Regions from separate parts of the Homo sapiens genome. Here region 1 is linked to region 2. Evidence: read pairs that join two places in POLR2A ChIA-PET (ENCODE). Cell type or tissue: PC-9. All regions are shown on one strand. Links, peaks and the distances in the headings refer to the core of each region. The heading gives the core; the rest is flanking DNA.

Region 1 (7,477 bases), core at 2,223-4,722, 630 kb before region 2:
CTATGACTGAGGGCCAGGCAGAACTGCCCTGAGGGCTTTGAAATATGCCAAAAATGTACATATCACAGGTGTACTTCTTTTCCTTTGAAAGTGTGTTGTAGAAATTGAAGGAGGAAGAAAATGAGAAAATTCCTGCTTAAAAATCCACCTTAATTTGGAAGGCTTTTGGTTACAATATTTTGAGCGTGGAGGAGACCTTGCACACAGTCAAAATGTTTTTCAAAACATACTGCTAATTAGGACCCCAGATGACTGTGAAAATGCACTAGAGACTCACACTAATGCTCCTGGAAGTCCCGACTTGACTGGCCGTGAAGTCACACCTCCTGTCCCCTTCTCAGGCACTAGGCGTGAGCCACCTCTCCACCACCAGCTCTCCCAATTAATGGTGCAGACTGTTTTCAGACACTCGCTGCCACAGTAGCTGATGGGTTTGTGTTGTTCTTTGGTCATGCTACATGTAATTTGGTGAGCCTGTCAGGACGATGAAGAGGCAAAGGCTCTTTCCTCTCCCTCCTTGGATTGGTCAATCAGTGTCTTCTTAATAAAAGTAGGAGACACCCATGAGGCTGCCCATAACTCGGATATTAAATCAGGAGGCCACAAGGACCTATTTGGAAACTCAGTCCCACTGCCCACCCCTAACCTCTGTTGATGCCACACTAATAGCCCTTATGTACACACATGGTTTATGCAAAAACTGAGTGTTTTCCACACAAAGAATAAACATCCATGGTAGCATCTGTGGCTTGAATCTTTCAGACGTGGACGTCCAATGTGGGCTTACATTAATCACATTCCAATGTGGACTTAGATTAATTGGGTACCTCACATGCACAGTAGGCTCTGGCAGCATGCTTAATGGAATCAAACAAAACACTGCACTCACTGTGCAATCCTTCTGTATTGTTGACAACAAGCTGTTTCTTTCAGCCACACTCAGCATTGTATCTTTGATCAAACATGGAAATACAAACCAGTCAGAGTTTGGCTGGAGGATTCTGGCAGCCTCTCTGAATCTCTAGATAAGCTCTAATTTGAAACAACGGCTTTGGTTTGTGTAGGGGAGCCTCCGTAGAGCCTTGTAAACATGTCTTTCTATCTTAGGGCATAATGTTCCACTCAAATTTAAGTGCTGCTTTGTATGAATTCAAAGACACCTTCTGTGTATTTATTCTCAATCAGTGACAGAAGACTGGGATTCGAAGAAAAGTCTGGGTTGAAATCCATATCGTGGTGTAGATTTTATTGGAGGGAGGGAGAGAGCTGACTTCAGTACCTAAACCAGTGCTTCTCCGCTTATCACAACAGAGATCAGTGAAATTCTCAAAAAACATAACATCAGTGAAATACTTTTATTATAGCTTAAAAATTTAAAGTAATTGTGTGTTCCATGGAACAGACCTGTCCATTTACTTATAGGCAATGGCTGCTTTCTGATGGGCCTAATAGGACCATGGGGCTTGTGGCTGAAAAGTTCTGCTACTCATCAGAAATGACCTTGTGTCAGCCAAGTTGTTCCCAAGCCTTGTTTTTTTCGACTGTCAAGTAGGGATAATAATCCCTATCCATTTATAGAAGTTTTATTATAATTAAATGACTTTTCATCTAAGCCACTGTGGAGTTACTGATTGATTCCTTCAAGCATTTATTACAAAATAGTTGAATCAATCTACCTTGAAACTTTTTGTGTATAAATGGGATGTTCTTGGAGCTTGTGACTAATATACTAAGAACTGTGAGACAAATGGACTTGGATAACACTTTTCTACCTAAAATCATGCACTTACCCATGGCTATATTAAATGTACATTATGAATATAGCCTTATTTAACCCCCATAAAAACCTTAGAGGTGTATGTTATCCTGACATTACAGATGGGAACCCTAATGCTTAAAGAGGCATTATCACTTGTCCATGATCCCGCTGCTATTAAATCTGGCTTGGATCAGCTGTGGAAAAACTAAAAGGATCTTGTTTAAATACTGCTTAACCCCTTGTTTTTCAGGGGTCTTTACTAGAGCTGCCTCCCCAGCTCTAGTAAAAATAAGATCCAATTCCCCAGAATCAAACTAACCTTTTAGAAAATTTCACAATAAGAGACCAGTACAGAACCCTGACTGCAGCCCTCAGAACTGCTACCTGAAGACAGAGGTACAACCCACTTAGGAACTGCCCATCTGCTGAGCTGGGGAACGGGAACCCCTTCATATCCATTGACTCTCTGCAGCGGACTCCTCCTCTGTGCCCCATCACCTGCCCATTTGCTGGAAGCCATACCCCCTTACACGTGCTCAAAGATTTGTGATCCCATGAACATGGAATAAATAAAAACGCCATCCTTATTCTATGTTTGTATGCTTCTTTGGGAAACTTTCTGATAATAGCTTAAATACAAGATTTTTAAGAGGCAGGAAATTATGAAGAACAGAATATCTGCTTTTCAAAATCTACCTAAAGCAATGTGAAAATCATTGCAGATTAAGTTGAAGAAATTTTCTGCCCAGCTTAATAAACAAGGTCAAAAATGTAAAGTTATAACAAGGAAGGAAGTGTAGCATTGGCTCTATCATTAAATCACAGATCTGAGTATTTATGACTAAGATTAATCCTTGGCCATTCAAAGCTACTTATACACACACACACACACACACACACACACACACACACAGCCCATAAAGTATGGTAAAAACTGGAATTCTAAAAAGTAAGACAGCAATGACAAGCAAAGACCAAAATAGCTAAATTTGCCACAAACGCATCTAATAAAAGACATTCTACTGAATAGAAAGATGAATGAATAGGGAAGTGTTTTTAGCTAGAGAAGTGTCAACTTGTGATTAAATAACTGAAAGGATATAGGGCTGCATATCCCTTCATCCACTGGGTACCCACCCATTTGCTCTCAGCAGAACTAACCAGTGACAAACTGCGTCCACAGATCAACACAGAATGGAGTGCTTCATACGGATGCATACCTAAGCCAGTATGTTCTCAGGCCATCTTGCTCACTAGCAGCTAGTTTTGATGAAGGTGTTTGTAGGTGTGACACCAAGGATATTAAGTCTGGTGCAAGAAATTCTATCACCGGGAAGCAGAAAGGACTAAATTGAGTTCAACCATGTGTATATGGTTAGAAGTTGAAAGGAAATAATCTAAAGTCCTGTTTGCTTTGTTACTGTACTGCCCATTACTAGGTAGAGTTGCTAGATAAAGAAATTCAGAGGTGGATTTAGGACGCTTGGTATTGAAAAAGCTCGTAGGAAAACGAGCCAGTCAACTGTTTTCCTTCACCAGGGCCACACAGAGCTGGATTTACACTCACTTGAAACTGCATTTTCTTTGGCTTCCTCGTGTGCATGTCTGAACTTAATTGTTAGTGGTTGGATTTAGCAATTAAAAATACTGAATTGCGGCCGGATGCGGTGGCCCAAGCCTGTAATCCCAGCACTTTGGGAGGCCAAGGCGGGCGGATCACTTGAGGTCAGGAGTTCTAGACCAGCCTGGCAAACATGGCAAAACCCTCTCTCTACTAAAAATACAAAAAAATTAGCTGGGCGTGCTGGCGGGCACCTGTAATCCCAGCTACTCAGGAGGCTGAGGCAGGAGAACCGTTTGAACCCAGGAGGTGGAGGCTGCAGTGAGCTGAGATCACACCATTGCACTCCAGCCAAGGCATCAAAAAAAAAAAAAAAAAAAAAAGAAAAAAGAAAAAAAATACTGAATTGCTTACTGAAAACTAGAGCGAAAACATTTCATACCTGATAATCTCAGAGATCTGAGGTGCTCTGTGCTATAAATAACGGCAGCATCTATTTGTTGCCATCTTCTGAGGCATGAAAAACTACCCTTTAAAGACTCTCTTTTATAAAATAACTTTGCCTTGCTTCATCTGCAAGATGAAAAGGATATGAATGAGATCTTCATCATGACTGTGGATTGCTGTGTGAAGTTGATCTTCCAAGTACAATAGCTTCTTGCCTATGTCTTCACACTTTTCTCCAAGTTCTGCAGAAAGGATGTAAGATTCCTGGCGAGAGGGGGAAAACAAGATCACTTGTTAGTGCCGTGGACACAGACAGAACACAAAGGGAAGCTTCCTGGAAAGAGCTCTCCCAGTTTCTGCACCTCAGTCAGAATTGTGCTAGGGCCTGTGTCTCCCCTGGGTATCAAACTTGAGAAGTTGTGAACTGATTTCAAGTTATGACCAAAGAATGAGCTTTGTCTATGCAGTTCCACAGGCCACCTCCCTTGTCTGGTCATTTCAAAGTGCTGCTTCCAGTATGTCAAGTCCCGAAGTGGATTTATCAAACAGAAACCCTGAATCTTCCAGCTGTATCAATGGGCAAATTCAAAATTTAATAGGGATTCTAAAAAAAGTGGGGAGAGGGGTCACAGGAGCAACTGGGCTAACCTGTAAGGACAAAGGGAATATTCCTTTAAGGACACAGGAATTGACTAGGGCACTGAACATTTGTTTACACACTGACCACAGTCCCTGAATGCTAGAATTTAAGTGCCATGAGGTGTATACTGCATATAGAGCCGCCGCTACCACCACCATACATGGGAGCTTAAGCCGCATAAGAGCAGGATGATGCAGCACTTTGGGAGGCCGAAGCGGGCGGATCACGAGGTCAGGAGATCAAGACCATCCTGGCTAACACGGTGAAACCCTGTCTTTACTAAGAATACAAAAAATTAGCCGGGCGTAGTGGCGGGCGCCTGTAGTCCCAGCTACTTGGGAGGCTGAGGCAGGAGAATGGCGTGAACCCAGGAGGCGGAGCTTGCAGTGAGCCGAGATTGCACCACTGCACTCCAGCCTGGGCGACAGAGCGAGACTCCGTCTCAAAAAAAAAAAAAAAAAGAGCAGGATGATGATGTCTTTTTGCTGCTATCCCTAGAGCCCCTGGCATAGTATCTGGCACATGACAGGCACGTAGTATTGATCGATTTGATGAATGAACAATTAAGTCTTAGAGCTCCTTCCTTCTCTCACTTTTTCCCTTCAAACTTATTTCTATGAGCCAGAAAAGGGCCTTCTTTATGTCACTTTCCTGCACGAAACCACCACAGAGCAGAGTCTAAACTCTGTCTTCATAGGACCTCGCACAAAGCCCATGGTTCAGCTGTATCCCCTCAACTCTCCTAAAGGCAAGCTAAGCTTTGCCAATAGGACTAACCCCGTTGCCCTCTCTCATGCTGTTCTTTTTGCCCATGCATTCTTCCCCACTCTTCTCTGAAACCCAGCCTTTCCTTCAAAGGCCCCAAATAATAATTTCACCTTGTAGTGCAACCATTCTGATAAGTTCTGTGTCCACTCAAGTGAGGTAAGGGCCATGGGTTAGTCATTCATCCCAGGGCCCAAAGTTGAATGCTGGGCATGTAGAAGGCCACAGACTTGTAAAGGAAAACAATAAACAAGGTTAAGAAAATGAGAACAGAAGATAGAGATTCTTAGAATAAAGCAGGGGGAGAAGCAAGAAATGAGCTCAGAATTAAAACTTAAATGTAAAGATAATATTTCCTTAACTAAGAGTGAAAAGCTTAGAAGATACACTAAAAAATTTTTGCAGACCAGACGCAGTGGCTCGCAGCTGTAATCCCAGCACTTTGGGAGGCTGAGGCGGGTGGATCATGAGGTCAGGAGTTCAAGACCAGCCTGGCCAACATGGTTAAACCCCCTCTCTAAAAAAATACAAAAATTAGCTGGGCGTGGTGGTGGGCGCCTGTAATCCCAGCCACTCAGGAGGCTGAGGCAGAAGAATCGCTTGAACCCGGGAGGCGGAGATTGCAGTGATCTGAGATCATGCCACTGCACTCCAGCCTGGACAACAGAGCAAGACGCTGTCTCAAAAAAAAAAAAATTGCATAAGGGAAACTATTAAGATACGTATTCATCTTAAACTACAAGTTTACTACAAAAGATACAATGAATACCCAACAATAACAACAAAATGCCCAGGTGCGGTAATAGTCACTGTTAAAAAGTCTGGAGATTATGCATTATATAATATTATAATCAGATTCCACAAATAACAATTAAATCCAAGTATATAATTTGATTTTTGCTATATTAGCTTTAAAATTTACATGCCAATGGCCAACTACCTTAGAATAAAATAGTGCTAATGGGAACTGCAAATAACTTGTAAATATTGGAGAAGTCTAGTATACTGAAGAATGAGCTACAAGCTACAGAATGACTATACGCATTTACTGCAAGTAAGTGTATATAGAAAAGAAATCTAGTGGCAATAACATACAATTGTGGGGACATATGGACACAATTAAAGGAACTTTAGTGTGAAGCACCCTTGAAGGTTTACTCAAAATTGACCATAACAGTGGTGAGAAGACAGCAAATACATAAAAATCACAGATAAATATATATATATATACACACATACACATATATACATATATATGTGTGTGTATATATATATATATTTTTACTGACCCTAAAATAATCAAAGATATGAAATTGAGGGTAGGAGATTACACAGAAGTGTAGACACTGGATAATGAGCAACACCGTCATCACACATGAAATAAATGAGACACTAAGAAAAAGAACATCTGGGAAAAAATGATTGACAGTCATGAAACCACAAATCATACAGGAAGGAGAAACATACAGTGTTAGCAGGAAAATATATATGACTGAAAACACACTTAAAGAGAGAAAAAGCATAGACTCAGAACAGAAAACCAAGGAATTTAAAACACCCTTAAACGAAATCAAATGACTCAATCTTCATCTTACGGCTACAACAAATATGAAATCAGAGCTAAATTAAACAAATTTAAAATACAGTTTTACATTTCTCCCCCAAACATATAATTCCTGCCTGTTTTCCTTTTTAAATTACGTGCAGATTGATAGTAATGGCATAAATTTTGGAAAGCAATTTCAGACCACATAACAAGCGCTTTAAATTGTTCATATCTTAAGACCCAATAATTTCCTTTCCTGGAATCTATCAAAAAGAAATAATTTGTTCATTTAAATTGAAATAACTTTTATTAAGCCCTTGTAATAAGCATGGAAGAATGCCTATCACATATATCAAATAGAAATAAAAGATTTTTCATGCAAAGATGATGGCATTAAAAGTATAGGAAAGAGGAAATAATTGTCAAACAATAAAGGGAATAGTTAAATAAGTTCTGGTACAGCAGATTTGTATTTAGCCATTAAAGTCATTTTTAATAAAAGAGCATTTAATGATGATGAAATAACTCAAATAGGCAAAGCATCAAAATATTTATAATTATTATTTGTGGGGCAGTATTATGGGAAATTTTTATTTTCTTCTTTATACTTTCCTGAACCTTTAACATCCCTAAAATTTGGAAAAAAAGTTATCAAAAACCCTAATTCAAACCATAATGAAAAAGGAAGAAAATTTACCTGAAATTTTTTTTAGTTTTTTTAGAGATTAAAAAACAAACAATGTAGCATAAGGGAACAAA
Region 2 (7,477 bases), core at 2,317-4,816:
GGTTGTATGATGCTAGCAAGTTATCTGCCTTCTCATATTTATTTCATGGGATAGTAATAGTACTTATGTCATGATTATTGAGAGAAGTAAATGAGCTAATATATGTAAAGCACTGTACCTGGCACATAGCCATTAAAATTACCACCTGCTTCTACTCGCCTCTCCCCTGTTGGCTTTATTCTCCTCTGTTGGCTTACATGATACTGTACTGCCATGGCTTTCTGTGATCTCTTGAACCATTCCTTCTTTGCTGGTTTCCTTTCTTCTCACTAACTATAAATAGTATTTCTCTCTGGTTTTGGTGTCAACATTCTTCTCTATATGTAATAAGGATTATAGGCCTGTCAGGTAGACTGGGGTTTGAATTCTACCCCTGCCACATATTAGCTGTATGACCTTGGAATTTTAAATTTCCTCAATCCTTTCCAAACTTAGATTTCTAATCTGTAAAATAGGGGTAATTCCTTTATAGCAGGATTGTTGGGAGGATTAGAGATAATATAAAGTGCCCAGTATAGGGTCTGAAACACTGTAGTTGCTGAGTAATGGGATCTGCTGCTCCTGCTGTCTTTTCTAGCTTATTGATCTCATCCACTTCTGTATCTTCAGATACCGTCACTGAACTGTTGATGCCTAACTCTATTTCTCTAGTTAGATTTCCTTCTTGCACTGTTAAGGTGTATTTCAAACTGCCATTAAATGTTTTCTGTATGTCTTATTGGCATTTTAGAGTTTTCACACTTAATATCAGACTAATCCTACCCTATTATCTTCCTTCTGAAACCTGCTGTTTATCATGTGTTCCATATTTTTACTCATGTTCTTGATCTCCTTTTAGGCATGGTACCTTAGCATTGAATTGATTCATTCATTGTCTTTGAGTCTGTTTCTGGTTCCTCTCTGCGTTCTCACACCAAGGCTCAAATATCCATCTTTTGCTTCAGTTCTCACTACTATAGTTAAACCCTCACTTTATCGTGTGTGTATTTTTTCCCCCAGTAGCCGTGAATGTCATCTCCCTACCTCCATTATTCTTTGTTTTCCCCAATCTGTTCTTTACATTCATCTTTCTCTCTTATCAGATCCATCTTCCCAGAGTGGATATTAGGAGATTCTTTACCCCAAAGAGTCAAATAGTAGATAGTTTGGGCTTTGTGAGCCTTGCCGTCCTTGTTGCAACTGTTTAACTCTGCTGTTGTAACAGGAAAGCAGCCATAGAAATACGTGACCACGTAAGTGTGACTGTGTTCCAATAAAACTTTATTTACAAAAATGGGTGGTGGTCTGGGCATGGTGGTATGCACCTATAGTCCCAGCTACTTGGGAGGCTGAGGCAGAAGAATTGCTTTATCCCAGGAGTTCAAAGCCAGCCTGGACAACATAATGTGACCCCCATCTCTTTAAAAAAAAGAAAAAGATGTTGGACTAGACTTGGCCCACAGGCCATAGTTTGCTGACCCTTCCCTTCCTACCTTTCTTTCTTTCTTTCCTTTTAAATTACCATTCCTTCTAGTATTTCTTGAACTAATTATCTTTTTGAGATATTGACTGCAAGGTAGAATGAACTTTTAGCTCCCTATTTTCCTACTGTCATCTAAAATATTTCGGTTTTAAGTGTTTTGGTTCTCATCATTTGGAGAAGTACAAATTATGCAATTACAAAGATTCCAGAAATAATTCTCATAGCATTTGCCCTGAATAGTAGTTCCTGACTCTTTCTTAGATGCTACTAGGTGCATGTGTTATCAATACAGTCCTATATACTGTGGTTCTTTGGGGAGGTAGCTTTAGGTCTGATGGGCTTATCAGTTTCTTCAGAACCTGCTTTGACCTCTGTGTAGTAGTATTCCATTTCATCTGTCTTATCTCAGCCTTTCAGATTTCACTGACTGATGAAGGAACATTTCTATTTGGCCCCTGTATATTTCTCCTTAGGGTTTAGGTGCATTCTGTATCAGCTTTGTGGACACTTTCCTTATGTGCCCTTGGAGATCTTCTTGCAACATTCTAATTTATTAAGTTAAATATTTTTGAATACCTTCTGTAGAACTGTGCTGAAGACATAAAGACAAAACACAGTTCTAGCCTTAACAATCCTCATGTTTTGATGCAGGGGTCAGGTGACTCCCAAAGGGCCAGATCATAAATATTTTAGGCTGTGGGCTACATGGTCTCTGTTGCAACTACTCAACTCTGCTATTGTAATTTGAAAGTAGCCATAGACAGTAGATTGAGCTTGACTGTGTTCCAGTAAAATTTTATTTACAAAAATCAGTGGTAGGCCATATTTGGCCTGCAGGCTATAGTTTGTCAATCCCTGGTCTAGTGGCATTGTGCCAAGGGATATTTGAAGCCACAGGTAACCAGTGTGTCTTCCTTGAACGTAATTTTACTCAGTTATTGTGGAGAAAAAGTTAAGTAGTTTGATTTATATTGATTTAAAACATTCTTTTAATAACATAAGTGGCCACCCAAGGAATAGAATATAAAATCAAGATGACTATTTAAAATGAAACAGCCTTGCAAGAAATGTCTTGTTTGTAGCGAACCTCTTAGATCTGTAACTACAAACTCTTCTGCCATTTGTTGGATAAGCTTGAGAAGCACTGCTAGGCATTGGGAGCTATGGAAGGATTTAGAGGAGGGCAGTGACATCAGATTTTAATTTTAGAAAACTAACTTGAATGGAGTGTGGAGAATAGTTTGGAGAAGGGCATGGCAATTCTGGAGGGAGGGAGATAGATAAGAAGACTGTTAACAGGAATTGAAGCAAAAGATAAGAGCTTCTTTTAAGATGTAGGTATTGGAGGTAGAGAGAGTTATACAGATTAGAGACATAGCAAGAAGGTTTGATTTGATTGATTGTGTAGGGCAAGGGAAATGGAGAAGGATGAGTCAAGGATGATAGTTCTAAGTTTCCGTAGGGAGACTGGTTGAACAAGGATGCCACTCAGTAAAGGAAATAATACATGAAGAAGAGTAATGTGAAGGCCAGGGAAGACAGACAAATAAATTGCTTTGGAACTGTTAAGTTTGCTTTGCTTGTGGACATCCAGATGGAAATTGGTTTTATATGACTTAAGGCTCTGGAGAGCAACCTCGACTTACTGGGGTGGGCATGAGATTGAATGTAATTCTCCAGAGGAAAAGTTGTCTATAGCAAGGGTATTTGCTCATGACAGAAGCCAATGAGGGGCCGGGCTCGGTGGCTCACACCTGTAATCCCAGCACTTTGGGAGGCTGAGGGAGGTGGATCTCAAGGCCAAAAGATCGAGACCATCCTGGCCAACATGGTGAAACCCCGTCTCTACTAAAAGTACAAAAATTAGCTGGGCTTGGTGGCGCGTGCCTGTGGTCCCAGCTGCTTGGGAGGCTGAGGCAGGAGAATCGCTTGAACCTAGGAGGCAGAGGTTGCAGTGAGCCGAGATCCTGCCACTGCATTCCAGCCTGGCAACAGAGCGAGACTCCCCAATCTCAAAAAAGAAAAAAAAAAAAAGAAGCCAGTGAGGAAAAAACAAAAACTGCCTGGGTCAGTAGAGGAAGGGGGTGGGGATGTGTATTGAAAGAAAAGGAAGAAAACCAGAAGACGGGGGTGTTTTAGAGACCAAGAAATAATAGAGGTTCAAGAAGATGAATAGTACCAAACACTATAGAGAGGGTTAATTAGGATTGGAACTAAAAGACATTTATTGCCTTTTTTTTTTTTCTTTTTAAAGGAGTGGGGTAATTTGGGACTTTTCCTGGGGTAATTTCACTGGAGTTGTGGGAGCAAAGTCAGAAAGCGGTGCGTTGGGTGTGAGTGGTATGTGAGAAAACGTAAGCAGGGACCTTAGACCAGCACTTCTGGTCTACATTAATGTGTCTATGAGTCACTGGGAGATCACTTGGAGATCTTGTTAAAGTGGAGATTCTGAATCAGTAGGTCTGGCATGGATGCCCAGATTCTACATTTCCAACAACCTCCCAAGCAATGGGGATGCTGCCGTTCTGACAGCCACCTGAACTCAGTATCCCAAATTGTTCATCGATGTATCCCAGAGCACTGTAGCTAACTTGCAAGGGTGCCATGGAATATTTTTAAATTTCAAGGGAAATACACTGGCGTCATTAGATTGCTGTATTAGATCACTGCATTCCTTTCAGTGATGTCATACCTTTGGGAAGCTGGATTTTCAGTGCTTGCTCTGATAAAAAGCAAGTACTGCCTGAAAATCAGTGTGGAACAGGAAATGAGGCTGTCAGTGTTCAATCTGAGTCCAGAGTTTGAAAAGTATGCAGTGCCCAACAGGCATCCAGTTTTTAGAACTTAAAATACTTACTAAGTGGTTTGGCTCTTACTGCTTAACGGAGGCAACTACAGTTGTTAGATACTTCTTTTGGCCGAGGTTTACCCTGCAAGATCACTGAGACACTAAAGATTCTTTGAGCCAAGAAAGTTTGGAACCGTTGACATAGGACTTCTTCATAGAAACTTGTCTGTGGAGCCAAAGAGAGCCTAGATGATTGGGCGGTAGCTAAAAGAGGAACAAAGGAGCATTTATTTTAAAATAAAAGAGACAGATATGTTGTATGTTGGGGGAGGGAGCAGCTGATAAAGAAGCAACAAATGTTGACTTAGAGTAAAAGATCTCTGAGGAGGTGAGAAAGGATGGAATCTGTTTTCTCTAAATATTGCTCCCAAACCAACACTGGTTTGTTGGAAGACATGAAGAACGTTATTCCCCACTCCAGACCTCCTGAATCAGAATATGCATTTTAACACTATCCCTAGGTGATTTGTATGCATATTAAAATTTCAGAGGCACTATAGGAGGCAGGATTGGCCTTATATAGGAGAAAGAATGTCTCTTCCTTTTATTTATTCCATCACTATATTGTGTACTTTCCCGCATCCTAGCCATTCTGATTGAGGGAAATGAGATGACAAGGGTTATTTATTTAGATAAATTTAGAAATCTGGGGGTGAAAAGTTGAGGAAGTTTTTGCTTGTTTGCCTTAATTATCTCAGGTAAGTACATAGAAAATATCTCCATCTAGTGAATAAGAAAATTGGGACTGGCCAGGCGTGGTGGCTTATGCATGTAATCCCAGCACTTGGGGAGGCTGAGGCAGGTGGATTATGAGGTCAGGAAATCGAGACCATCCTGGCTAACACGGTGAAACCCCGTCTCTACTAAAAATACAAAAAAAAAAAAAAAAATTAGTCGGGCGTGGTGGCGGGCGCCTGTAGTCCCAGCTACTCGGGAGGCTGAGGCAGGAGAATGGCGTGAACCTGGGAGGTGGAGCTTGCAGTGAGCCGAGATTGCGCCACTGCACTCCAACCTGGGCAACAGAGCGAGACTCCGTCTCAAAAAAAAAAAAAAGGAAAATTGGGACTAAAATAATGGCTGAGAGAGGTGAGCAATGGAGATTTGAAATAACCATTTTGAGGAACATCAACAAACCTGACCAGAAATACAGAAATTGCCAAGGAGTTCTGAAGGTCCAGGTGAGGTCAGAGACAACTTTTAGTGGTGTCAATCTGCATAATTATAACTTTTTCCAGTGGTGCTAGTAGCTTGGGTGTGGGAACTGCAATAAATTGGATTAGTCTACGTTTGTTGATTTGCAGCTTGAGGTTAATGAAAAAATAAGCTAGCAAAAATCTATCCTGAATATGAAAAGAAATGAAGCCACAAGGAGGATGAGATGAGAAAAAGGAGTAGAAGGATTGGAGTTCTCCTTGCAAGCCAATGAAAAGGCTACATATCCTGAAGTTGGAAGAATCCTGCCCTTGTTTTTATCCACAGGGAGAGGAAAATTCTTTCCTGTCAGGCTGCAGATATTTAACAGGGCTTTGTGACTGATTAGATAACAGGAAAGAAGTTTCAGTCTAGGATGACTCCTACTGTTCTGATATTAAAACCTACTGGGAACATAGTTAATAATTGATGATAAATTGGCCTCCAGTGAGCATTTTTTTTTCTGAAAGGGAAAGGCAGAGGGTGTGATGAGGAAGCATGGAGGCAGGATGAGATTTGGAAATGTTGAATTTGAGGTTGGATAGGAGAGTATGTAGGTAAAGATGGCTGTTTATACCACTGGAAACAGGGACATGGAATATAAGAGGTCAGATACAAAGATCAGCTTGGGATTCAGTGATATAATAATAGCCTCTATTGATTGTTCATTGTTATGAAGAAGACTGAGCAGTTTATATTGTCATTTATCCTCTCATCAACCCTTTGAGGCAGGTATTAAGCCATTTTACAGATGAAGAAGTAGGATTAGACACATGCCCAGGGCCACGCAGCTAGTAATTGTTAGAAACAAGATTAGGAACTAGATCTCTCCGATTCCAAATCCATGCCCTTCTAAGCTCTACTATATTTTAGGTCACCAGCTTCTGGCTCTTGATTGATACCTGACGTGTTATAGAGCTTCTCAGATGCAAATAACCGAAACAAAACAAAAATCTTTCAAATGAGCTTAAGCAAACCAGAACAAAATGTATTGGTCCTTACCTATGGGTCTGCTGATTGACTGGCAGAGTTGGAACCAAGGGCTCAAACAATATTATCAAAACTTGATCTCTCAGCTTTTCTTTTCTATATTAGTTATTCTCTTGTAAGCTCCCTGATATGACAACAAGATGGCCCTAATAGTTTCAGCATTACATCATGGAGATACATACAGAAAGAGAGCTGCTCTTTACCAAGGGCTTTGACAAAAATCCTGGAGTTGCCTCTGATTGGCTTAGGCCCTTTGCCCATTTCTGAACCAACTTCTGGCCAGGCTTGAGCCACATGTCCACCCTGGAGGGTAGAGAGTGAACCTCACCTAGGGGTGAGAACTGAGGACTACAGGTCAGGCTTTCCCAAGTAAATGAGGCACCTGGAAAGAGAAGAAGGGGAATGGATGCCAGGCAAACAAAAGCTGCTTGTCCACACGTGGACAGGGATGAAAAATCTCACCTGTGACTGCTTGAGGATGAAGATAAAGATTATGAGACTGTCAGTAATGATGAAAATAAGTGACATTTGTTAGATGCTTACTAGGTACCAGGTGCTATGCTAGTCTTTTACATGTATTCTATTGTTTATCCTCACCATAGGTTTTTGAAGTGTATACTGTCATTATTTCCAAATACAGCTAGGAAGTGGTAGAGCTGAGATTTGAATTCAGGCTGGACAGCTCCATACCTCACCCTCTCTATTACCACCATAACATTTTACTTGTAATTTTCTCATTGTAGTTTTCACATTTTGTCTAGTTACACTGGTTGACAGCATATAGTGAATCAGACAGACCTGGGCCACCAATTTTTCTACATAGTATGCTTAATAAATAATTGTTAATATGACTTAAATAGCATTTACTTTAAGTATTATAGTGGAAAATTTTTAAAATTAAGTTCTTAGTTTTTCTCTTAAAATGTTTTGTGCTTTATTTATTTTTATTTTATTTTATTTTATTTTTTGAGACAGAGTCTCGCTCT

Evidence for each region. Peaks named below come from ENCODE experiments on the same cell type or tissue, not always from the same donor. Only the 100,000 strongest peaks of a DNase experiment are listed, where the experiment ranks them.
Region 1: POLR2A ChIA-PET joins it to region 2 with 16 read pairs; 2 of 35 experiments call an interaction of 5 or more read pairs at or near these places.

Annotation. Positions count from the first base shown.
Region 1 is chr1:232,022,989-232,030,465 of GRCh38, reverse strand. It overlaps DISC1 (DISC1 scaffold protein), which reads right to left. Exons shown (of 13, transcript NM_018662.3): 12 at 3,914-4,031. TSNAX-DISC1 (TSNAX-DISC1 readthrough (NMD candidate)) reads right to left here. Exons shown (of 16, transcript NR_028393.1): 15 at 3,914-4,031. LOC124904549 (a long non-coding RNA gene) reads right to left here and starts at 3,900. Exons shown (of 2, transcript XR_007066941.1): 1 at 1-3,900. In PC-9, for the core only: no CTCF peak of the experiment used is centred there; no DNase peak of the experiment used is centred there.
Region 2 is chr1:231,392,269-231,399,745 of GRCh38, reverse strand. The region is part of intron 1 of EGLN1 (egl-9 family hypoxia inducible factor 1); the gene reads left to right. Among named protein-coding and RNA genes, the nearest start is that of EGLN1, 26 kb to the left of the region's middle. RefSeq lists a silencer at 5,629-5,923. In PC-9, for the core only: no CTCF peak of the experiment used is centred there; DNase peaks (open chromatin) are centred at 3,855 and 4,155; H3K4me3 peaks cover 1,139 bases; H3K27ac peaks cover 2,500 bases.